2 separate regions of the Homo sapiens genome follow, and region 1 is linked to region 2. A link is an interaction called in ENCODE POLR2A ChIA-PET data of the cell type or tissue named here. Cell type or tissue: OCI-LY7. All regions are shown on one strand. Links, peaks and the distances in the headings refer to the core of each region. The heading gives the core; the rest is flanking DNA.

What was found. ChIA-PET counts read pairs that join two places held together with the same protein. Peaks named below come from ENCODE experiments on the same cell type or tissue, not always from the same donor. Only the 100,000 strongest peaks of a DNase experiment are listed, where the experiment ranks them.
Region 1: POLR2A ChIA-PET joins it to region 2 with 5 read pairs; 2 of 35 experiments call an interaction of 5 or more read pairs at or near these places.

What each region holds. Positions count from the first base shown.
Region 1 is chr18:48,697,358-48,701,744 of GRCh38, reverse strand. The region is part of intron 6 of CTIF (cap binding complex dependent translation initiation factor); the gene reads right to left. It overlaps LOC105372107 (a long non-coding RNA gene), which reads left to right. Exons shown (of 4, transcript XR_007066460.1): 1 at 1-4,387. Among named protein-coding and RNA genes, the nearest start is that of MIR4743, 29 kb to the right of the region's middle. RefSeq lists enhancers at 880-1,039, 1,060-1,129, 1,522-2,311, 2,312-3,102. In OCI-LY7, for the core only: no CTCF peak of the experiment used is centred there; no DNase peak of the experiment used is centred there.
Region 2 is chr18:49,448,190-49,452,576 of GRCh38, reverse strand. All of the region lies in intron 1 of DYM (dymeclin), which reads left to right. Among named protein-coding and RNA genes, the nearest start is that of DYM, 10 kb to the left of the region's middle. In OCI-LY7, for the core only: no CTCF peak of the experiment used is centred there; a DNase peak (open chromatin) is centred at 1,656; H3K4me3 peaks cover 1,166 bases; H3K27ac peaks cover 3,047 bases.

The sequences.
Region 1 (4,387 bases), core at 272-4,271, 750 kb after region 2:
TAAACAGATAAAATAGGTGAGGACACTGATGCAAAGAACAGGGACTAGGGACCAACAGGGAAGTGTTAGAAGATTGTTTCTACATTATAGAGGGTAAAATGTACAGGAAACAATTAGTAAAATGCCACTTCTTCAACTACCATTGTCAGGCTTCCATTCTGCAGCCAGCACAGTGCACTGAAGGGAGTGCACTGTGTGCACTGGGGGCTGGGGGACGGAGGCACTGGAGGATGACTGTGACTCTCTGTGTCGAAGACCAAATGGGACCAAAAGGCTACGGGCCTTCTCCAGGTCATGAACCCAGGAAAGACTTGAACACAGGCCACTTAGGCTCATGGTGTTCATGCTGCTCATTGACACGGGACACGCACAAGAGAATGGAACTGGAGTGGACTGACATGCTCCATTCCCTGGATAATGGATATCTATTAAGGGTCCTGGACACACTTCTGAACTGAAAATGGCAATGCCTTCAAGCTGCTGCAGACCAGGGGCAGAAAGACGCCCAAGAAATGTGAGAGGTACAAAGGGCCATGAGGAATGAGAGTTTCCATTCTGCAGCCCCTGAAAAAACCACCTGGGCATGATGAGACACATATGGCCTGTGTCCTGGCCCCTCATGAAGTGGTGTGTCTATGGCACAGATAAGACCCAGAGCCTCAAGAACTCTAGAGAGCAAGCTCAAGAGAAGGCAAAGCAATGTTTGCGTTCTGGCCTCTAAGGGGGAAATGACAACTGTTGAGAAGTGGGCAACATTGTGAAGAGTTTTATGTACTTGAGGAGGTTCAAAGACCATCATAGAACTGAAGCATCAACCAACTCTAGAAGAGGAGTGATGCTCAACAAACCCTCAGAGGATGCCCACGGTGCCCTGTGAGCATGCTGTGTGCACAGACACAGGAAAACAAGACTCCACCTCTGTCTCCAAGAGGGGCATGGGCCCTGGGGAAGAGGGACACGCAAATTGAGTGGAGTCACAATGGAAGAACATCCAAGGTCCAAGGAGCTGTGGAGGAAGGGATGCCTGAGGTCACCCTTCGAAGTGAACAGAGGCTCTGAGGTTAGAGTGAGAGAGGCACGGCCCACGCTTGAGGGGCTCTGCTCTGCTTCTTCTGAGCACACTCTGCTGCAGCTCATTATACAAACTAGCAGTAGTCACGTTCGCACAGGGCAGGGGCATCTGTGGGTAGCAGGGAGGGAGCCCCTGCCTAAACCACCTGCGCAGCCATGCTAAGATTCTGAGGTGTACCCCGCTGTGCCGGGGGGAAGCCTCCAAGGCCTCACATGAATGAACAGGTTCATCACTGTCCTGCTGTCTGCCCTGGTAGGTCACAGCTGGCTGGAGAGGCCACAGGCATGTGTATTAGCCTGTTCTCACACTGCTAATAGGGACATACTTGAGACTGGGTAATTTATAAAGGAAAGAGGTTTAATGGACTCACAGTTCCACATGGCTGGGGAGGCCTCACAATTATGGCAGAAGGCAAAGGACGAACAAAGTCACATCTTACATGGTAGCAGAAAGAGAGCATGTACAGGGGAACTCCCCTTTATAAAACCATCACATCTCATGAAACTTACTCACTACCATGAGAACAGCATGGAGGAAACCATCTCCCTTCAATTATCCCCACCTGGCCCAGCCCTTGACACGTGGCAATTATTATAATTCAAAGTGAAATCTGGGTGGGGACACAGCCAAGCCATATCAGCATGGATAAGGAGGCCACAGTGAAGGCGAGAGCAGCAGGACCTGCCTCTCAGTATCTGCCGAGCCAGTGTGGAGTGTGCTCACGTGGAATTGGAGAGCTGGGGGACTGCAGCAATGCAGATCCAGGTGCCCTGAGCAGAGATCAGGCATCAAACGTTTTGGCTAGATGCTGTCACTGCCACTTACCGCAGGAGCTGGCAGCAATGCCTACCTTATTTAAGCTTCTAGTTTTCTCACCTAAAAAATGGTGGTAATAAAGAAGCATACGCATATCAGAGGACCGTTACGAGGGTTAAATGAGATGACTGGGCATGAATGGCATGTCGACAGCCCAGCTCAAGAATGCCCCGCTGCATGTGGAGACCCCTGGGCTAGGAAGGCCTCCAACCTGAGGCTTCGTAAGCACTTGCGTCTGTGGTCTTTGTGCACCTGCTGGGAAGCAGCCGCCCAAACCCCAAAACCATCCTAGAATGTGGTCATACCTGTGTTAATCAACTAACCACCTGCTAAGCTCCCAGGCCGTGTCCAGGACACTCTTGGGCCAAAGCAGTCCCTGCAACCTCAGCTTCCTCCACACAGACCTGCACCACCCGGCTCCAGCCCCAGCCCCAGCCCCAGCCCCAGCCCCAGCCCCAGCCCCATGCTGGCACTTCCCAATCCCTCCCCTCATCTCATCACAGGACTCTGGGCAAGGCAGAGAGCTAGAAGAGGGGAAGCTGCAAGGAGGCTCTGAAGAGCCAGGGAGGGGCCTGTCTCCCAGAGGACCAGCCAGTCTGTGAACCTGCTCAAGGGCAGAATGTTACTCAAAGGCCCTGAAGATTTCAGGCCTCGGCAGCCAAGAAACTCGACTGAGACACTGGGTCTGACTAGCCTGCTGGGGCCGTCGGGCACCAGGAGGCTCGGGGGTATCTAAGAAGCTAGCCACAGCACAGATAAGAAGAGTGGGGAAGAGAGGACCTCTCTCCTCAGGTCTGACCGAGAACCAGCAGGGGCAGCTCAGCCTTGGTGCTGGAGGGACAGAGGGTTGAAACGTGGGTCCTCGTCCAGGAAGCCAATCCGTGGTTTCATTCATTCAGGCAACACATTTCTGCTGAGGCTTATGTGGTGCCAGCGGCTGTACTAGGTGCTGGGGATGCCACAGTGACCTAGGCCACAGAGAGGAACTTCCACTCTACCAAGGGGAAATGACAGTCCCCAGCCTGCAGCTAAAAACACCAAGGTCATTCAAACAGAAACAAGTGTGCTCAAAACCAAACCAAACCATAGGAAGGGGATAATGCTTTAGATTAGGGCATCAGAAGAGTCCTCCCTAAGAAAGGGACAGGTGAGCCAGACCAGAATGACCAGGTTGAAAAGATCGGGAAAGATTCAAGGCTGAGAGAAAACAAATAGGGTATTCCTATTCTGTTTAGTCTTTAATATGTGAAGCTTAGAGTTTCTTTAAATAAAGTCGTAGACCTAAATTAGTGGTGCCCAACATTTCAAATTTCATAAACCAGTAAATTTAAAAATGGAGAATTGGGCTGTACACAGTGGCTCATGCCTGTAATCCCAGCACTTTGGGAGGCCGAGGTAGGAGAATCACTGGAACCCAGGAGTTCGAGACCAGCCGGGGCAACACAAGGAGACTCAGTCTCTGAAAATAAGATAAATACATAGTTGCCTCCCCAGGATGGAAGCGAGTCCCATGCCAGCTGCTGGGCCCTCCTAGCTTGGCATGCAGCCGGGGCATCTCCTGCGACAGGTTCCAGGAGGGCAGCCCCTGCAGCTGAATCACCCAGCTGCCCAGCAGCAGAGGCCAGGAAAGCAGCATTTTGTCATTTTCTCCTTGTGTACTTGGTGTTCCCTTCAAGTGCTCCCTTCATCCATAGGGTTTTCAGAGGGGAGTTTGCTTTTTTTTTTTTTTTTTTTTTTTTTTTTTTTTTTTTTAATGATGGCTACATTTTCCACTGAGTTGACTTTCAGGAGGGAGGAGTAGAGAGTTGCCCTGCAGTGCCACATGGTTCCTGGCTCTGGTCATACCCCACGCTTGACCTGGAAGGCCAGAGTGCATGAGCCAGGCTCAGGGGATCAGATCCTGTGCTTCAGGACTGCAGGACTGCAGGGCTGGGGTGATGGACTCAAGGGCTAGGATGCAACGGCAGGATCACTATTTCTGGCTGCATCACAGCCTCCCAACAGTGGAGGTGCTTTCTGGCTTATCAGGAGGAGGTGATCCCTTAGATTCTCACTACCCCCTCACATGTCATCTCTCAGGAGAAGCCCATCCAGAGGAAAAGCTTCAGCAAATGGATTGCTCCCCAATCCCCTCTGGCCTTGAGAACCACTTTAAACTTCTATTTACAGCAATGCAGCAGAAGGAGCACTGGGCTGGGGGCCAGGATACCCGGGTTCCTGCCCTGGCATTTGGAGTTAGACTGGAGAATGGTCAGCCACTGATCTTTAAGGACCATCTGGGCCTCCCTTTCCCTGTGCACCTGCCATGCCATCCCTGAACACACACTCCTCCTTCCAGGCTTTGTCTTCAGCCTGGAACATCTTCCCACTTCTGTTTACCCCTAAAATTCTGTCAGCTTTTACCATTAGCACAAATGCCCCTGCCATGCAAAGCTGATCCCAGTTCCCATGAGAAGGAATCCATCTGGTCACACAGCACACTGGACAAACTTCCTAGTA
Region 2 (4,387 bases), core at 144-4,143:
CTCAAGGTTTGTAAATGCACCAATCAGCACTCTGTATCTAGCTAATCTGGTGGGGACTTGGAGAATCTTTATATCTAGCTCAGGGATTGTAAACGCACCAATCAGCACCCTGTCAAAACAGACCAATCAGCTCTCTGTAAAATGGACCAAATCAGCAGGATGTGGGTGGGGCCAGATAAGGGAATAAAAGCAGGCTGCCTGAACCAGCAATGGCAACCCGCTCAGGTCCCCTTCCACACTGCGGGAGCTTTGTTCTTTCACTCTTTGCAATAAATCTTGCTGCTGCTCACTCTTTGGGTCCACACTGCCTTTATGAGCTGTAACACTCACCGCGAAGGTCTGCCGCTTCACTCCTAAGCCAGCGAGAGCACGAACCCACCAGAAGGAAGAAACTCCGAACACATCCGAACATCAGAAGGAACAAACTCTGGACATGCCGCCTTGAAGAACTGTAACACTCACTGTGAGGGTCTGTGGCTTCATTCTTGAAGTCAATGAGACCAAGAATCCACCAATTCCAGACACACTGCCATGTATAACCCTACTGCAAATAGTAGAGTGAGTATAGCAATTCCCACAAGTGTGGTGTAGTAGATACTTTCCATCTAAAATTTTATTTGCCAAGGTATCCAGATTTTTGTGTTACCCATCTCTTTTTGTTTCTTGTAAGCTTCAGGAGATCACCACTTGATTCACAGGAATAAGCAGTGTTAGTCTAAAATGTAGGCACACAACTTAAAAACAATTAATGTGACTAGGATTTAATGACAAATGTATGATAAGCTTTGGAGCATATTTTCTCTCTCTAGTCCTGATTTTGGTAAAAACAAATTATGATAGGACCGTGTTGTTTGTAGAATAAACCTTAGTCTTATATTTGGCCTTGTTATTTGCATAAAGTTCAGCAAGAGTAATTATTTCTGCATAGTCCTTTTGGATTGGCTTCGATGGAACTCTGTTCCACAAGAAATCTCAGATAAGACTTCTTAAAGCTGAGCCCAGCATGGGTTTGTATCTTCAAATACCTGTGAGTTGGGTGATCCTTTTCTCTTAAGGTCCCAAGATAAACTTGGAGCTCCTGGACCTGTTAGAAAGTGACATTCTTTACTGACCAAAGGTTAGGAACCCTGTGCGGGGACTGTGTAGACAAGGTATGAGGCCAGTTCTTCCCATGGGGCTTTTTCAGCTCTGCAAGTGGAGGTTGACTCCTTAAAGGGAAGCATACACTTCCAGTCAAAGCCTTGATAAAATAGCCAGTTTTTCCATTTGTGTCCTGTTGAAAAAGAAAAATGGATTCTTATTTCACTGATGCAAACAACTATATTGCCATAAGTTAAGAGTTCTCACAGATTAGAGGAACCAGGCAGAGAGAAACAATCATGCTTCAAGTTTTGTTCACAGGAGTATACCTTACTCAATTATTAAAGGCTGTAAATAGTTCAAAATAAGTTTCCTTGACTCTGAAAAACAAACCAAGGATCAGCAATATTCCAAGCAAAAGTCAAAAAGATTGCTTTAGCTTTCTGAGTGTAGTCCATTTAGTCAATTCTTGTTTTGCTTGATATTTGTGAACATTTCAGTTCATGAGTCCTGTACGTTCTTTCTCTCTTCCAATGTTACAATCTTCAAAGCTGTTAAAAACCTGCATTTGAGGACACCTGTTGAAAGTCCTTAATATAGCTTGATTATAAACTGTCTTTTCAGAAGGAACAAAGCAAAACAACAATTGTCTGTGCATGACAAAATTTCCAGGTTACAGTTAAAAACATGACGGAAAAAGTTTAGTTAACCTTAATTATGATTGATAGTATATACTTAGACATTAGAATTTTAGAAATCCCATACAATTTTGGAACATATATTAGTATTATTCACCAAAATATAACTTAAAGAAGATTGGACATCGTTTTGGCAATTCTAATGTGACTAAACATGTCAGATAATCCTGTTTACCTCTTCTCTGGATGTTTCAGGGGCCTTCTGAACAATCCAGAAAGCCAGGCATCAGGAAGGACAATTTTGAAACTTGAAGCTTGATTTTGGGATGCCTTTTAAATGTTAGAGGTTTAAAACACTTGATGTTATGAAATAGAATTCCAAATTGCCATTATTTATTTTGCCAAAATGATGTCACAAAAGGAAAAAATCTTTCATCATCCTTTACTATTACATGAAAATCCTGTTTAAAGCCAAATTTTACCCTTGTATTAGTTTATTAAAGTTGTAAACAACCTTTTGATAAAACCTCATAGGAAAGTTCACCTAATCTTAACCAATGACCATGGGGTGAAGTCTTTACAAACCCTTTACAACCCCTTTTGTTAAACGGCAGATTAGTGTCTTAAGACAGCCTTGCCGTGTTTTTCTTTCAATGCTCAATTTAGGAAAAGACCATATAATACCCTTTTGAATTTAGTTAATGTTTATACATTTTTGCAAGATTAATTTTTGTCTTCCTGTAACTTGCTTAAACCTTTAGCTCTGTCTTATTAAATTTAAGATAATCTCTTATCCCTGGGCAAAATTTATATTTTCATGCTTTCTTATAATCTTTTACTAAAAAACACATTTCACTGTTTTTATAAGCCTTGCATATAAAACTTTAGAGATCTCAAATACATGTTGCACTGTTAACTCTCAGCAACTTTTACTTTAGGTAAAAAACCTGGTTAGTAAGTGATTTTAATTATATACCAGGTGTGGAGTCTAGGACCCAGACAAAGTCAGGCTTATGGGGTCCTGGGCCTGCATCCTAACCTAAGGTACCCTTTCTTTTGACAGAACGCTACAGAAAGACACACAAAGCACACCAGATTGGTTACAGCTTAAGACCAACCTCACAAATTCTTTTTTATTAATTAAAACTTTACAGAGAATAAACAATCATCCTTATTATCCTTGTTACTGGTTTGCACAGGAAGAGATAAGCCAAAATGTTGACTGGTAAAAAAACTTTTACCCTTTTGCCAGCATGTCAGGCTTCTGGGTTCCCTTCCCATTAGCTCAACTCTAAGTCAACCATTTTAAGGTTTGGGGAAATTAACTTTTCCTACTTTGGAGGAACATTATACAGGAAGAGATAGGAACCATTGTACACTGTGAAAGAAGGAAAAACACCATAGAAAAGTCTGGGGATTCCAGTTAGGGTTGTCAAGAGGTACCGCCTCTCTTCCTATTGGGAATTGTGTTTCTCTTATTTCTTTGCCTTCCCTATTTTCTCTTTTCGTTTTAGGCCTACTATAGGAAACGTTGCTTATCTTTCAATTTCTTTGCTGCCTGCTCTTCAGCTGTAATTAGGGTTTGGCTTAGAAGCAACATAAAATCTCTTCATGAGAGGTGAAACACCTGAGTTAAATTTTGGAAAGCTTCTATATACCTATCAGGGTCTTCAGAAAATTGGCCTCAGTCACCTTTATTTGCCTAAGGTCTTGCAAAGAGGAGGGAACTTGAACCCTAGTGACATCACCTCCATTGGGCATTTCCTGTAGAGGTAAGAGTGAAAGTGGGGAGTGGGAAATTTTGGAGATGGTGGAGGTGGAAGAACTGGTGGTATGGTTGGAGGTGGCCCTAAATAAGGGGGACTTGAAGGGCTGGGACACCCAATAGCTGCCTCAGATGATTTCCCCAGAAGTTGCTTCTCTCATTTTGGGGAATTATTCTCTTTGGGCCTGCTCAATATGATTGCTAAAAGGGCTGGGTTAATTCTGTAACGCTTGCAAAGGTCTAGTAAAAAGGCCATGCCCTGTGCAAAAGAAAATGAGCTGCTTTTTAAAGTTTCAGGGTCAAAGAAATCCTTGTGCTTCAGAATGCACTCCAGGGGAGTGCAGGATGAAGATGGTACCCACTTAGAGAAAAAGGTGGCCCTTTAGTCTCCTTCCTTTTGGTGTGACCCATGGTGGAGAGGAAGCAGTGGGGGCATCCCCCCTGCTTTTTTCCCCCTGTGTTTCCTGGGTCCCAGGCACCTTGTTGAACATGCTGCCCATGGTTGCAAGTGTGACCCCCAGTCATGGAACCAGAGGAACTAAGTCACTGGGGCTAGTCATGCTCACCCAAGTGGCTGTAGTCCTCTGCCTGTGATTTCCCTTTAACTTCCTAGACTTGTGTGACTTGCCTGGCTTCCTGAAAAATGGATTTCAAGAAAAACTACATAATAGTTGGGCAAGGCCCCTTTAATGCAGGGGATGTGCTAGATTGAACTCTGTATCCTGCTATTATGGCCTGTGCTGAAGCATTTACCCTTAGATAATGGTTCCAGTTAACTTCCAAACTTAAAATTCCCTTACTAATTAAGTACTACTCTAATTGAAGGCAGAATAGGTGGCTTAAAAAAACTTAGGGATTGAATGGCCATTTTCCTGCTGATGAGACAGTATTGAGACTAAATTTT